2 separate regions of the Homo sapiens genome follow, and region 2 is linked to region 1. The links are chromatin loops, found by intact Hi-C in ENCODE. Cell type or tissue: heart left ventricle. All regions are shown on one strand. Each heading gives the region's core, and the rest is flanking DNA. Links, peaks and the distances in the headings are about the cores only.

Region 1 (6,398 bases), core at 2,485-4,984:
GGCTCATGCCTATAATCTCAGCACTTTGGAAGGCCAAGGCAGGCGGATCATTTGAGGCCAAGAATTCAAGACCAGCCTGGCCAACATGGTGAAACCCCGTCTCTAGTAAAAATACAAAAATTAGCCAGGCTTGGTAGTGGGCAGCTACTCTGGAATCTGAGGCAGGAGAATCGCTTGAACTGGGGAGGCAGAGGCTGCAGTGAGCCGAGATAGGGAGGCGGAGGCTGCAGTGAGCTGAGATCGTGCCACTGCACTCCAGCCTGTGTGACAGAGCGAGACTCCATCTCAAAAAAAAAAAAAAAATTCTTGGACTCTCTTCTTTACCTTTTCCCTGGTCCCACCATCAAGCTATACTGCCTCATTCCTTTTATGTCCTTTATAGAAAAACTCCTTGAAAGAGTTGAAGATATTAACCATCTCCAATGTCTCCAATTCCTCTTTTCATTCTTTCTTAGGCCATTCTAACCAGGCTTTCATCTCCACTCTTCTATCAGACCTGCTCTTAAACAAAACTTTCAATATCCTCCACATTGCTAAATCCAATGGTCAGTTCTCAGTCCTCATCTTACTTGACCTATCAGAAGCTTTTAACACATTTGATCTTTCCTTTCTTTTGTAAGTATTTTCTTCACTTGAGTTCCAGGATACTTTTTCCACACACGGTCTTCTCCATGTCAATCAATGACAACTCCATCCTTCCAGCTATTCAAGCTAAAAATCTTGGAACTATTCTTTACTCCCCTCTTTTTCTTGCAGCCCACATCTAGTTTGTCAGTACATCCTATTGCCTCAATCTTCAAATTATATCCTGCATTTAAGTCTAAACATTTTTTTTTGTTTTTGTTTTTGTTTTTGAGACAGGGTCTTACTCTGTTGACCAGGCTGGGGTGCAGTGGCACCATCATAGCTCACTGTAATCTGCAACTCCTGGGCTCAAGAGATCTTCCTGTCTTAGCCTCCCAAGTAGCTAGGACTACCGACATGTGCCACTGCACCTGGCTAATTTTTAAAATTTTTTTGTAGAGACAAGGTCTCCCTGTGTTGCCCAGGCTAGGACTCCTGGCTTCAAGCCATCCTCCTGCCCTGGCTTCCAAATCTCTGAGATTACAAACACTTTAACTGTATAATAAATTGATATCTTTATAGATCATTTCCATTTACTTTTTTGTGAGTTATTACATTTTTGAAAATACAGTAGACTTTTAGAACCCACAAATGCTTTTCCTTATCGTATCAGGAAATACTGTGTCTAATCTACAAAAGTCGGATTTTTAACAGGCTCAAATAAAAATGGCCTGTTTCTAACAACCAAAGAAACAACAAAGCAACAACATAAACATACACTCAGACATCCACTTCATACCACCTCAGCAACAGCAACAACACACATACACACACATCTACTTCTCATTACGTTTAATGCTGCCTTCCTGATTCAAGCCACCATAATCTCTGCTTGCATTATTATAATAACCTGTCATTTAGTCTTCTTACATTCACCCTACAGACCATTCTCAGCATAACAGCCAGAGTGATCCTCTTAAAAAATAAATCAGATCATGTTATACCTCTTTTTAAAACCTGTGATTTGCTCCTTTTCTCTTAGAGTGAAAGCCAGTGTTCTTACAGTGGCCTGCAGAGATTGACATGGTCTTCCCACCACCCCCTTACATCTCTGACCTTATCTTGTACTACTCTAATGTTCCAACCATATTGGCCTGCTTACTATTCCTCAAACAAAAGTAGGCATATTCTTGTCTCAGGGCTTTAGTACGTGCTGTTCACTGTGTTTGACTGCCACAGTCTTCATGGCTGATCTCTTTCAAGTCTTTGCTCAAATACCACCTTTCAGTGAGTCTTCCCTAACAATCCAATTTAAATTGCAAACACTCCATGCGCTCCTAGTCTCCTTTGTGCTACTTATAAACAAAAGCCAAAACCATAGCACTCACTACATTCTAACATACTTGCATAATTTACGTACTTATTTTAGTTATTTGACTGCCTTCCCTCACAAGAATATAAACTTCACAAAGGCAAGATATTTATCCATTTCGTTCACTGGTATATCTCTAGTACCTAAAACAGTTCCTAGCACATTTTAAGGACTCAAATATTTGTTCAATGAATGAATGAAAGAAATTTGGTTAAAAACTGGAACAAAACAGGAATGGAGGCCAGCGACAGGAGAACTTCTCTACCTCATTTCCTGTAGGCCTACATGCTTGGAACTTAAAAGCAGGTTGTTGTGAGCCTAAGGCCTGAAGACATGCAAACTTTCTTTTTTCTTTCTAACCAAACTCCTGCTTTTTAAAAAATCATATTATTTCTGGGAGTGAGTCTGTGCTGTGTATTTAATCTTGGATTGCCAAGCCAGTGAGGTGGGAAAAGGTTGGAACATATCTCTATTCTAAAGAGTAGAGTTGGATTTTGTAAATATAGGTGTATTTCATGATAATTTAAAATGTTTTCTTGAAGTAATATATGTGTGTACAAAAAAAACACATATCATAAGTATATAGCTCACTGAATTTTCACAAACTGAATTTGTCAATGTAATTGGCATCCATAGCAAAAAGCAGAACCCAGCTAACATCTCAGATGCTCCTCTGTGCCCTTTCCAGTTACTAGCTACTACCCAGGGTGACCACTATTCTGACTTCTCATGCCTTGGAAGTGTTTTGCCTAATTTTGTTCTTGATATAAATTAAATCATACAGTATAAACATGCTTGTATCTCTTTTTTTACTCAAAATTTTGTTTGTGAGATTTATCCACATTGTTATATATGGTCAGAGTTTGTTCGTTTTCATTGCTATATAAAATTTCACTTACAGTCTAACCATTCTACTGTTGATGGATATTTGGTTTCCAGTTTGGGGGTTATTATGAATAGTGCTACTATCAACATTCTATTAATGTATTTTGGTGTATGTATGCGTGAATTTCTTTGGACATTTTTGTGTTTTTTAAATCCACAGTCAGTGAACCCTAAGTGTTCCTCAGCATTGCAGTCAGTATATTTACCATGTATGCGTTACTCAAATGACAGCTGTAGTTGCAGGCATTACCAAATCCTTCCCTCCTTAATGTTATCACTGGACTTTGTCTATACTTGGGATTCTTAACATGTTGTATTTTGGTTAAGTATGCGTATTCATGTTTTTTATTAGATTTTGAGTGCTTTTTAGTACTTTGTTTTACTTGCTTATGTATCCCGACTCCTGACGAGGTACCTGAAATATAGTAAGCTAGTTGAGCGAATGGTGATAGCTGTCACCATTGCCAGTGATTAACAGAGCAAGTTTCCCTAGTTATGTGAATCACTTAGCCTAGAGTAAAATCCATGCTTTAGTTTGATATCTCAGTGTCAAAGGATTAGGAATGGGAAGTCATTTCTCTCTGAGAGAAGCCCAGAACTGTGGGCTCAGAACTGAATGTGCTGTGTGGCTAAAGGGAATTGCTATGGCTTTACAAGCCTCTTGGAGATTTAAAGTGTTAACAGCAGTGATTCCAAGGCATAGTGTGGGGGGGCCAGATATAAATAGCAGAACACAAGTAGCGTAGTGTGCCACTGCCAAGCTACTGCTGGGGGTGTTTATAAAAAGAAAAGCATTCCTGTCTCAGCTCTCACTGTCAACAACATCCCATCCTGAAGACTTGCTTACCACAACTGAGAGTGGGGAGTCAGTTTGAGGCCTAGCATCACTTAAACTTCCTCCAAAGGCACAAAAGCCAGGTAAACCTTTTGACTTATTTACACTCAGACTAAAGAAATGAACAATTTTTAGGAAAATCCTGATCAAAGCTTGCTTAAAACATATTGCCTTGTGACAGATATCTATCATCTTATATTCAAATCTTTTTTGGAAAGAGAAGTTTAACACAAAGTAGCATGTTGGTACTATATTTTAGTATTTTTAGTAAAAACAAAACAAAACTGCTTCTGAAGAAATATGGGAAACTGAGGCCAAAATGATCTATAAAAGGGAAGACTTCTCCCTTCCCCTGTGCTGTTCATTCTCATTTTTAGAATCCAGAATATGGTGATTGGTAGGGTAAAATAGAAGCTTCATTTGAGTTACATTATCATAAATACTGGGATGAATATTAGGCATTCGGCCAATAGTTGTATAATCTTAGAATTGCTGCCTACCCAGTTCCTTCTTATTCTTGTTCCCGCCTTCAGAAAGTTATGTAAGACACTTATTTTACCCTCGGGCTTCTCTTGATTGTATTTGGGGGAAGGGGGCCATCTCTGACAATCCACTGCTTTGTACCACTACTGACCTCATCATCTCCTCTGTCCCACTCAAAAGGGCATGACAATGTGCAAAGAGGATAGAAGAATGGATAATGTGCATGGACATATTCCTGGGGAATTCTTAGAAACTGGGAGCTAGGGGACCAATTTGAGACTGCTGTTTTTTAGTCTGATTGTGTTATTTCCTGTGCACGCTGAGGGGAGATTTAGAGATGGGAAGAAAATATGACTCCCAGTGACTGTGGTGGGAGAGATGACATGTCTGGAGGAGTATGGAAATGCACAGATTTAATCTTGAGCAAATCACTGAAATTCTAAGGTGTTTTTGTTTCCTCGTCTGTAGAATGAGAGCATTAGACCACTAGATAAAGCCTAATGGCTCTTGTAGCCCGTTAGGAATTTATTGATAATCACTTCCTGACCATCATGCTATCCACTCACATTCTAAATGAAAAAATACGCAGTGTCATCCTATTCTACTTCCCTACACCTCTTTTTTGAGTCTACTGAATTGAAATTTCTTTATTTTAATTTAGAAGAGAAAAATGAAGACGGGACATTTTGAAATAGTCACCATGCTGCTGGCAACCATGATTCTAGTGGACATTTTCCAGGTAATGTTGGGAATGGGAAGCATGTGGTCATTGGAATGGAAATTCGTTTTTTTTTTTTTTTGAGACGGAGTCTCTCTCTGTCGCCCAGACTGCTGGAGTGCAGTGGCTCGATTTCGGCTCACTGCAAGCTCCGCCTCCCAGGTTCATGCCATTTTCCTGCCTCAGCCTCCCCAGTAGCTAGGACTACAGGCGCCTGCCACCACGCCTGGCTAATTTTTTGTATTTTTGGTAGAGACGGGTTTTCACCATGTTAGCCAGGATGGTCTCGATCTCCTGACCTCATGATCCGCCCACCTCGACCTCCCAAAGTGCTGGGATTACAGGCGTGAGCCACCGCGCTTGGCCTGGAATGGAAATTCTTGATATAACATTACCTGAGGCATCTGTGTGGCTTGATGGTGGAAATGAAAGTAGGTAGGATAGGTAAATTAATTATAAGTAGCTCTTTTCATTTTAAATATGTGACAGATTAACTGTAAAAAGTTGAAAAAATTAAAATTAAGCAAAAAGAGGAAAGTAAAGATTATTCATAATTCCTCCACTCAGAGGGAATGATTCCCAACCTGTTGGTGTATACAGGCTTCTTGGCTTTTTTCTATGTGTATACTGTTTTTAATTTACAAAAATGGGTTCACACTGTACATAGAATTTTTTCTTTGCATTTTAAGTTAATACTATGCTGCATGTCACGCATGTCATCAGATATTCTGAATATATGTTTTTCTCCAAATAAGATAATGCTGCATTGTTTGATTACATGTTTTTTAATTAATGACCATTTTCCCACATTTTTTTTCTGGCAGAACTTTTATGATTTTATTTGCAATTGACTCTTTAAGCATCCTGTAACATATTTTTATGTAAAATATAATATTTCACTTGATTTTTTTTCCCCACGTTGTTAGCTGCCACATTACTTGTGGGTATTTGTGCACCATTTTAGATGCCTTTTTAAAAATATCTTAAATTCTTAAACTGTTATCCTTTTTTGAATTTAATATTCTAATCCATTTTCTATAGAATCATTGTGTATCCTGTTTCCTGTGTCGCAGTATGTTTTTTATTGAAATATAATTTACATACCATAAAAATTCACCATTTTTAGCTGTATACTTCAGTGGTTTCAGTATATTCATTATGTTCTGCAACCATCACCACTATCTGATTGCAAAACATTTCCGTCAACCCAAAAAGAAACCCTGTACTTATTAGCAGTCAGCCCCAATTTTCTCCATCCCCCATTCCCTGGCAACCACTGTCTACTTTCTGTGTCTATGGTTTTGCCTATTCTGGATATTTCGCCTAAATGGAATCATACAATATGTGACCTTTTGTGTCTGGCTTCTTTCACTTAGCATAATGTTCTCAGGAGTCCTATCAGTACTTCATTCTTTCTTATAGCCGAGTAATATTCTATTTTATGGCCGTACCGCATCTTGTTTATCCATTTATCAGCTGATGGACATTTGGGCTGTTTCCACTTTATGGCTATTACGAATAGTGGTGTTGTGAACATTTAT
Region 2 (6,398 bases), core at 2,206-4,705, 160 kb before region 1:
CACTATGCCAAAGGAAAAGTTAAGCCTGGGAACCGAGACACTCCAAAACTGCCTTCCTTTTGTTCCCAAACATAGCTGTAATTTCACACGGTTGCTTTATCTTATGTAAAATGTAGATTTACTGAGCACGAGATAAATGCATCATTGACTTTCCCTCCATTCCCTTGTTTTCATGTGCTAAATGTAGATTCACTGAGCACCAATAATAAGAGCTCACAAGAATGTAACCATTTGCCTCACTGTCTACCCTCTTTTTATCCCCCGCTCCTGCTTGCTCTTTCCCCTTTAAATACCGAAGTTCCTCAAACCCTCTTTGGGAAAAGCACAGGACAGGTCCTCCTGTGACTGGTGTTTCTTTTTCCCGGGCACATCCTTAGCCTTGGCAAAATAACTCTCTCATGGACTGAGTGCTGCTTCAGGCACATTTTCGTTTACACTTTTAACCTTTTCTGACTTCATCCTCAAGGACATTTCTTTCATGCACATGTGAAAAATCAAACTCTACCAAGCAGCTGTTCATTCCCTTGAATGCTGACACTTAAATAACATCACAACTAAGAGAGTTGCTTTCTCAGGACAGCAGTTCAGAACCATAAGACTTCGGAGGTAAAGAAAGCAGGGAGAGCATAACGCTAAGTTTCTTGGAAATTTTTTTATTCTCCTTGCCAACATTTCTTTTGACATTTTATTACTTAATTATGTGACATTAAGAAATAATTTGGTTGCATATTATTTTCAAAAAGCAGTAAGAAAGTAGCTATTGAGAAAGAAGGAGGGCCATAGGTTTTTCAATAAAACGTTAGAAACATTATAAAAAACGAGACTCCCATTACATGGAAACACATGATCAAAGATCAGACTAACACACATTCAAACAGGCTTGGTTCGAAATAGAGTTCTCCATTTCTTTCAGATGAGCCTTTTTTCTTAGGCTCTTTCAGAAGCACTTCACAATGAACAGAGGTCTTGCCAGCTCATTTCATTAGCGGAGAAGCAAAGGTATGATGGCAGAATCATGAGAAGATGGAAATAAGGCCTGAGGATATGGCTTGATCTCTGAGACCAATTATCTTTGAGTTATTCAGGCCAGGATAGAAGCTTAGAGAGGATCGAGGCAAACCATGAAGGGAAGGGAATGCAGGACAATGCCCATTACTGGCTTTACCACAAACTCCAAATCTCCTGGACCCACTTCGCAAGGTTGTAAAGTTAAATGAGGAAGGAGCCTGCATTGTTTGTAACATAATACAATACTTTCACTTTGTCTTATTTTTTAAGGTGCAGCTCTTCAAGAATTTCATTTTTTAAAAAATCATCTGTAAGGGAAGAAAAAAACGCATTTAATTCAAAGACTGATTTTTTTTTTTTTTTTAATGGAGTCTCACTCTGTTTCCCAGGCTGGAGTGCAGTGGTGTGATCTCAGCTCACTACAAACTCCACCTCCCGAGTTCAAGTGATTCTCCTACCTCAGCTCCTGAGTAGTCGGGATTTTGGGTACCCACCACCACACCTGGCTAACAGTTTTTTTGTAGTTTTAGTAGAGATGGGGTTTCACCATGTTGGCCAGGCTGGTCTTGAACTCCTGACCTCAAGTGATCTGCCTGCCTCTGCCTCTCAAAGTGCTGAAATTACAGTCATGAGCCATCACGCCCCGCCGAAGATTGGTTTTCATACAAACAATTCCAAATAAAATATCTAATGATGACAATCTGACACAAATGACAATGCCAGATGCTTGTCAGAAAATATTATATATGTATACATTTTAAGGATGTTACCACCCTCTGTAAGAAATACCAGCACACACCCACCTCACCCCCTCTCCACAAAACAGTAACAACAAACCTTTCACAGCACGGGCGAACTCGCTCTTCTGCTGACTTACTTTCTACTCGGGTTTCTGATCCTAGTCATGTACTTGTCTGGGCTACCGGCGCTCATTACCGTAGTATAAATTGTGAAGCTGAAAATTATGAGGAAATTTTATGTACACATCATTTTCTCTAATATGCCAGAAAGGGAAGAAAATGACCAAGTGCTTCCCTAACACTTGAGATCTGGGACAAGGCCCTTTATGCCAGAATATTTTAAATCTATGAATCAAGAGGTCAAAGTGCACTTTCCTCCTATTTTGACAACACTGTGGAAGGCCAAGTTGGAACTTAAAATTCTCAGACTTAATTAGCTGGGTGTGGTGGTGCCTGAAATCCCAGCTACTAGGGAGGCTGAGGCAGGAGAATTGCTTAAACTTGGGAGGCAGAGGTTGCACTGAGCTGAGATTGCGCCACTGCACTCCAGCCTGGGCAACAGAGTGAGACTCTGTCTCATAAAAAATAAATAAATAAAATCTCAAGACTCCTCAGAGCTCTACCCCAAGGCAGTGGGGGAGACCAAGCCTTGGCCCTCACCCTGGCTCTGTCCTACCCACAAGGGCCTTACTTGCACACATGTGACATCACCGCCTTCACATTCCCCAGCAAGCACCTGCCCCTGTGCTCTCTCTCAGTGGCCATGCACCACCATCAGGAGAATATCACCCAGGGAAGAGGAAAACACAAACCCTGGAAGTGGAGGTGGGGCTGTTCAGGCTGAGAATTACAGGGTCCTGGGTACTTGGGCAGACTCCAGGTGGGCAAATGCCCTTGGTCCAGCAGATTCCTTACACCATGCTTTGGGGGGGTGGTATCACAACTAGAGGAATTCCAGAGGAGGGCCTCTAAAGCTCCAGGATCAAGGCACCTGCCCCGCCCCTCCACCTTGCCCAGATCTAAGGATGAAAAGTATAGTGTCATTGATTACACATTCCGTATAACAAGAGACCTAAACAACTTGAGCACATGTGCCCACATGTACACACATTTGTCTTGGAATCCAGTTGAGGTGCATGTGCAAAATATCGGAGCTGGGTTGTTCAGAAACAGGCAGAATTAGTAGCACTGGGTCCACAGCTAAATCATACACCCAGTTAAAGACAGCACTGTAAGCAAGTGCAGAGCTCGTCCAAGGGTAATGGAGGTTCCCTGAACAGGACCTTAATTGCTCGTTTACTTTAGTCATAGTTCTGCTCTCCATTACTGTTTTAGTATTTTCTCTACTGATGAGCCACAGCAGAGGATGGAGATGTATTGCAGGTGGGTGTAATTTTGCAGCATGGCACAAAGGGGCAGCATAGAGCTAACTGCCTTTGTTCAGACTACTTTTTTGTTGTTTCTTTTTCTTTTTTTCAGATACAGCTACACTTATTTCTATTAACCTAATACAACTGAACAGCCTCAGTTGAGGTTAATCATTACATGTAAAGGGCCTGAGAGTCAGAAGTCTGTGTTAATTCTGGCTCCATGGTGATTGTCACTTAAAAGCAGTTTCTCTTGAATTTTCAAGTATACAACAGAGAAAAACACTACTTGGTAAACTGTTTATAATTTCTAACAATTTTATTTTGACCAAACCATTTCAGAAACCATTTAAACATTCATAACTGTTAACTCAGTAATCCTACTTCTGGGAATTCAGCCAAGGGAAATAATCTGAAAGTAAGCAGGGGAGAGGCAAACGAATATGTTTATTTCAGAGTTTTAATAGAGGAAAATCTAACAACTGGAGAATGCTTAACTCAATTATAATACAGCCAACTGGCCACTGCCACCATGTAAAATTATGAGGGCTGTTCAAAGCAGAGAAAATGCTTTGTTTTATTAAAATAAATGTAACTATTTTATTATAATACTAATTTTTAAAAGATATATTCATCACTTCTTTTTTTTTTTTTTTTTTTTTTTTTTTAAGACGGAGTCTCCCTCTGTCGCCCAGGCTGGAGTGCAATCTCAGCTCACTGCAACCTCTGTCTCCCGGATTCGAGTGATTTTCCTGCCTCCACCTCCCAAGTAGCTGGGATTACAGGCACGCACCATGACGCCTGGCTAATTTTTGTATTTTTAGTAGAGATGAGGTTTCACCATGTTGGCCAGGCTGGTCTCGAACTCCTGACCTCAAGTGATCCACCCGCCTCGGCTTCCAAAGTACTAGGATTACAGATGTGAGCCACTGCGCCCAGCCAGATATATTCATCACTTCTATAATTACCTAAAAAAACTATAAGAACACAAAAGTAGTTTATTAACCCCCATTTAAAAAATGACTATTAAAAGGGCAACATTGTGCCCCGCTATGAAGGGTACAGTCAATAGTGCATTGGAGCTAGCTCCTACAGTCTGGTGAGGGCCAATTATTAAATATGCAGGAAGTGTATGAGCCAACTATAAGCCTGAAATCAGCCATGTGGGAGTATTCACACCATGGAAGTCAACAAATGCTACAAATTTGGGAATTTTTTCATTTGTCCCTTCCCACACAAAGAGCTGGTTTACTAGCAGACCACTGGGTATGCTTTGTTATCCAAATAGCTCATTTGTTTGAGTAGCAGAATACTGACTAATTAGTTTTCTTTTCTTTTTTTTTTTGAAACAGAGTCTCGCTCTGTTGCCCAGGCTAGACTGCCATGGCATGATCTCAGCTCACTTGCAGCCTCGACTTCCCAGGTTCAAGCAATTCTCCAGCCGCTGCTTCCCAAGTAGCTGTGATAACAGGCGTGCACCGTCATGCCTGGTTGATTTTTGTATTTTTAGTAGAGACGAGGTTTCACCATGTTGGCCAGGCTGGTCTTGAACTCCTGACCTCAAGTGATCCACCCGCCTTGGCCTCCCAAAGGGCTGGGATTACAGGCGTGAGCCACCGCACCTGGCCTGCTTTCACTTAAAAAAAAAAAAAAAAGAAAAAGAAATTAAAAAGAATGTGAGTAAAATCCTAGGCTATACACTAGAGAAACCATTGCTCACAGAATGCTGCTATCAAGGGTACAGGCTAAAAAAGAACATTAACTAAGCGAATTGTCAGTGGAACAAGGAACAGCTTCGGAGATAGTGGAAATTCCTCCGGAGGATAAAAGAAAACCAAAGGTATTCAGAATTTATTTCTAAGGAGCTCCTAACAGGTGAAGGCTGTCCACAGCTACCTGACTGAGTTAGGATGAACACCTCACTGCCAGAATATTTCAAATGTAGGAATCAAGAGGTCAGCCAGTCAAAGTGTTTTTCCTTCTAGTTTGACAACACTATGGAAGGCCAAGTTTGAATTTAAGATTCCCAGAGCTGGCCGGGCGCAGTGGCTCACTCCTGTAATCCCAGCAATTTGGGAGGCCGAGGTGGGCAGATCATGAGGTCAGGAGATCAAGGCCATCCTGGCTAAAACGGTGAAACCCTGTCCCTACTTAAAAAATACAAAAAATTAGCTGGGCGTGGTGGCACGAGCCTGTAGTCCCAGCCACTTGGGAGGCTGAGGCAGGAGAATGGTGTGAACCTGGGAGGCAGAGCTTGCAGTGAGCCGAGATTGCGCCACTGCACTCCAGCCTGGGTGACAGAGCGAGACTCTGGCTCAAGAAAAAAAAAAATTCCCAGAGCCTCCTTCAGGGTCACTCTATTCTTTTTACCTTTGGATTTCTTCATGGACTTCTCACCTGATTTATATTTGTTTATCACCACCACCCCCACCCCACCCATATTAGTCCCATGAGAGCAGAGACTTTGTTTTGCTCGCAGCTGTACCCACAGGAGTGCCCCCACAGGAGTGCCCCCACAGCCTGGTTACAGGAGCCCTCAGATCCTTGCTGAGCCAAACAGTACGTGAGTGAGTTCACTGTTCTGGAGTGATGTGTGAACAGACATGTTTAACAAGCCACTTACTTGTTATAAACTGGAACCACCGACAAAATCTGCATAGGAAAAAGTCATTTTATAGAGAAGATTACATGGTAGAAGAAATACACATAGAATATCTATGGAGGGCCGGGTGCAGTGGCTCAGGCCTGTAATCCCAGCACTTTGGGAAGCCGACGTGGGAGGATTACTCAAGCCCAGGAGTTCAAGACCAGCCTGGGCAACATAGAGAGACCCTGTCTTTACTAAAAAAGAAAAAAAAAGAATGTCTGTAGAAAGAACATAACCACTCTTTAGTGTACCTTGAGGTGATATAGACTTTTTTTTTGAGACAGTCTTGCTGTGTCACCTGGGCTAGAATGCAGTGGCATGATCTTGGTTCATTGCAACCTCCGCCTCCCAGGGTCAACCGATTCTCCTGCCTCGGCATCCCAAGTAGTTGGGATTATAGGCACACACCACCAAGCCTGGCTAATTTATATATTTTTAGTAGAGACGGGGTTTCACCATGTTGGCCAGGCTGGTCTCGAAGTCCTGACCTCAAGTGATCCTCCTGCCTTGACCTCCCAAAGTGCTGGGATTATAGGTGTGAGCCACCACATCCGGCCTGACTTTTTAATTCTTTCTCTTTTTTTCTTTTAAACAATGAACATATATTACAACTATGACTTTTTCTTTTTAATATAA

Evidence for each region. A loop is a pair of places that touch in the nucleus more often than their neighbours do. Peaks named below come from ENCODE experiments on the same cell type or tissue, not always from the same donor. Only the 100,000 strongest peaks of a DNase experiment are listed, where the experiment ranks them.
Region 2: a loop joins it to region 1, with 2.6 times the contacts of the local background. A loop is called at or near these places in 41 of 110 quality-filtered maps.

What each region holds. Positions count from the first base shown.
Region 1 is chr4:76,071,081-76,077,478 of GRCh38, forward strand. ART3 (ADP-ribosyltransferase 3 (inactive)) reads left to right here and starts at 3,629. Exons shown (of 12, transcript NM_001130016.3): 1 at 3,629-3,739; 2 at 4,801-4,878. The coding sequence starts at 4,810. In heart left ventricle, for the core only: no CTCF peak of the experiment used is centred there; no DNase peak of the experiment used is centred there; H3K4me3 peaks cover 1,234 bases; H3K27ac peaks cover 1,847 bases.
Region 2 is chr4:75,913,023-75,919,420 of GRCh38, forward strand. NAAA (N-acylethanolamine acid amidase) reads right to left here. Exons shown (of 11, transcript NM_014435.4): 9 at 5,739-5,767; 10 at 1,846-1,963; 11 at 638-1,316. The coding sequence ends at 1,882. Among named protein-coding and RNA genes, the nearest start is that of PPEF2, 14 kb to the left of the region's middle. RefSeq lists an enhancer at 3,056-3,105. In heart left ventricle, for the core only: a CTCF peak has its summit at 3,148; no DNase peak of the experiment used is centred there.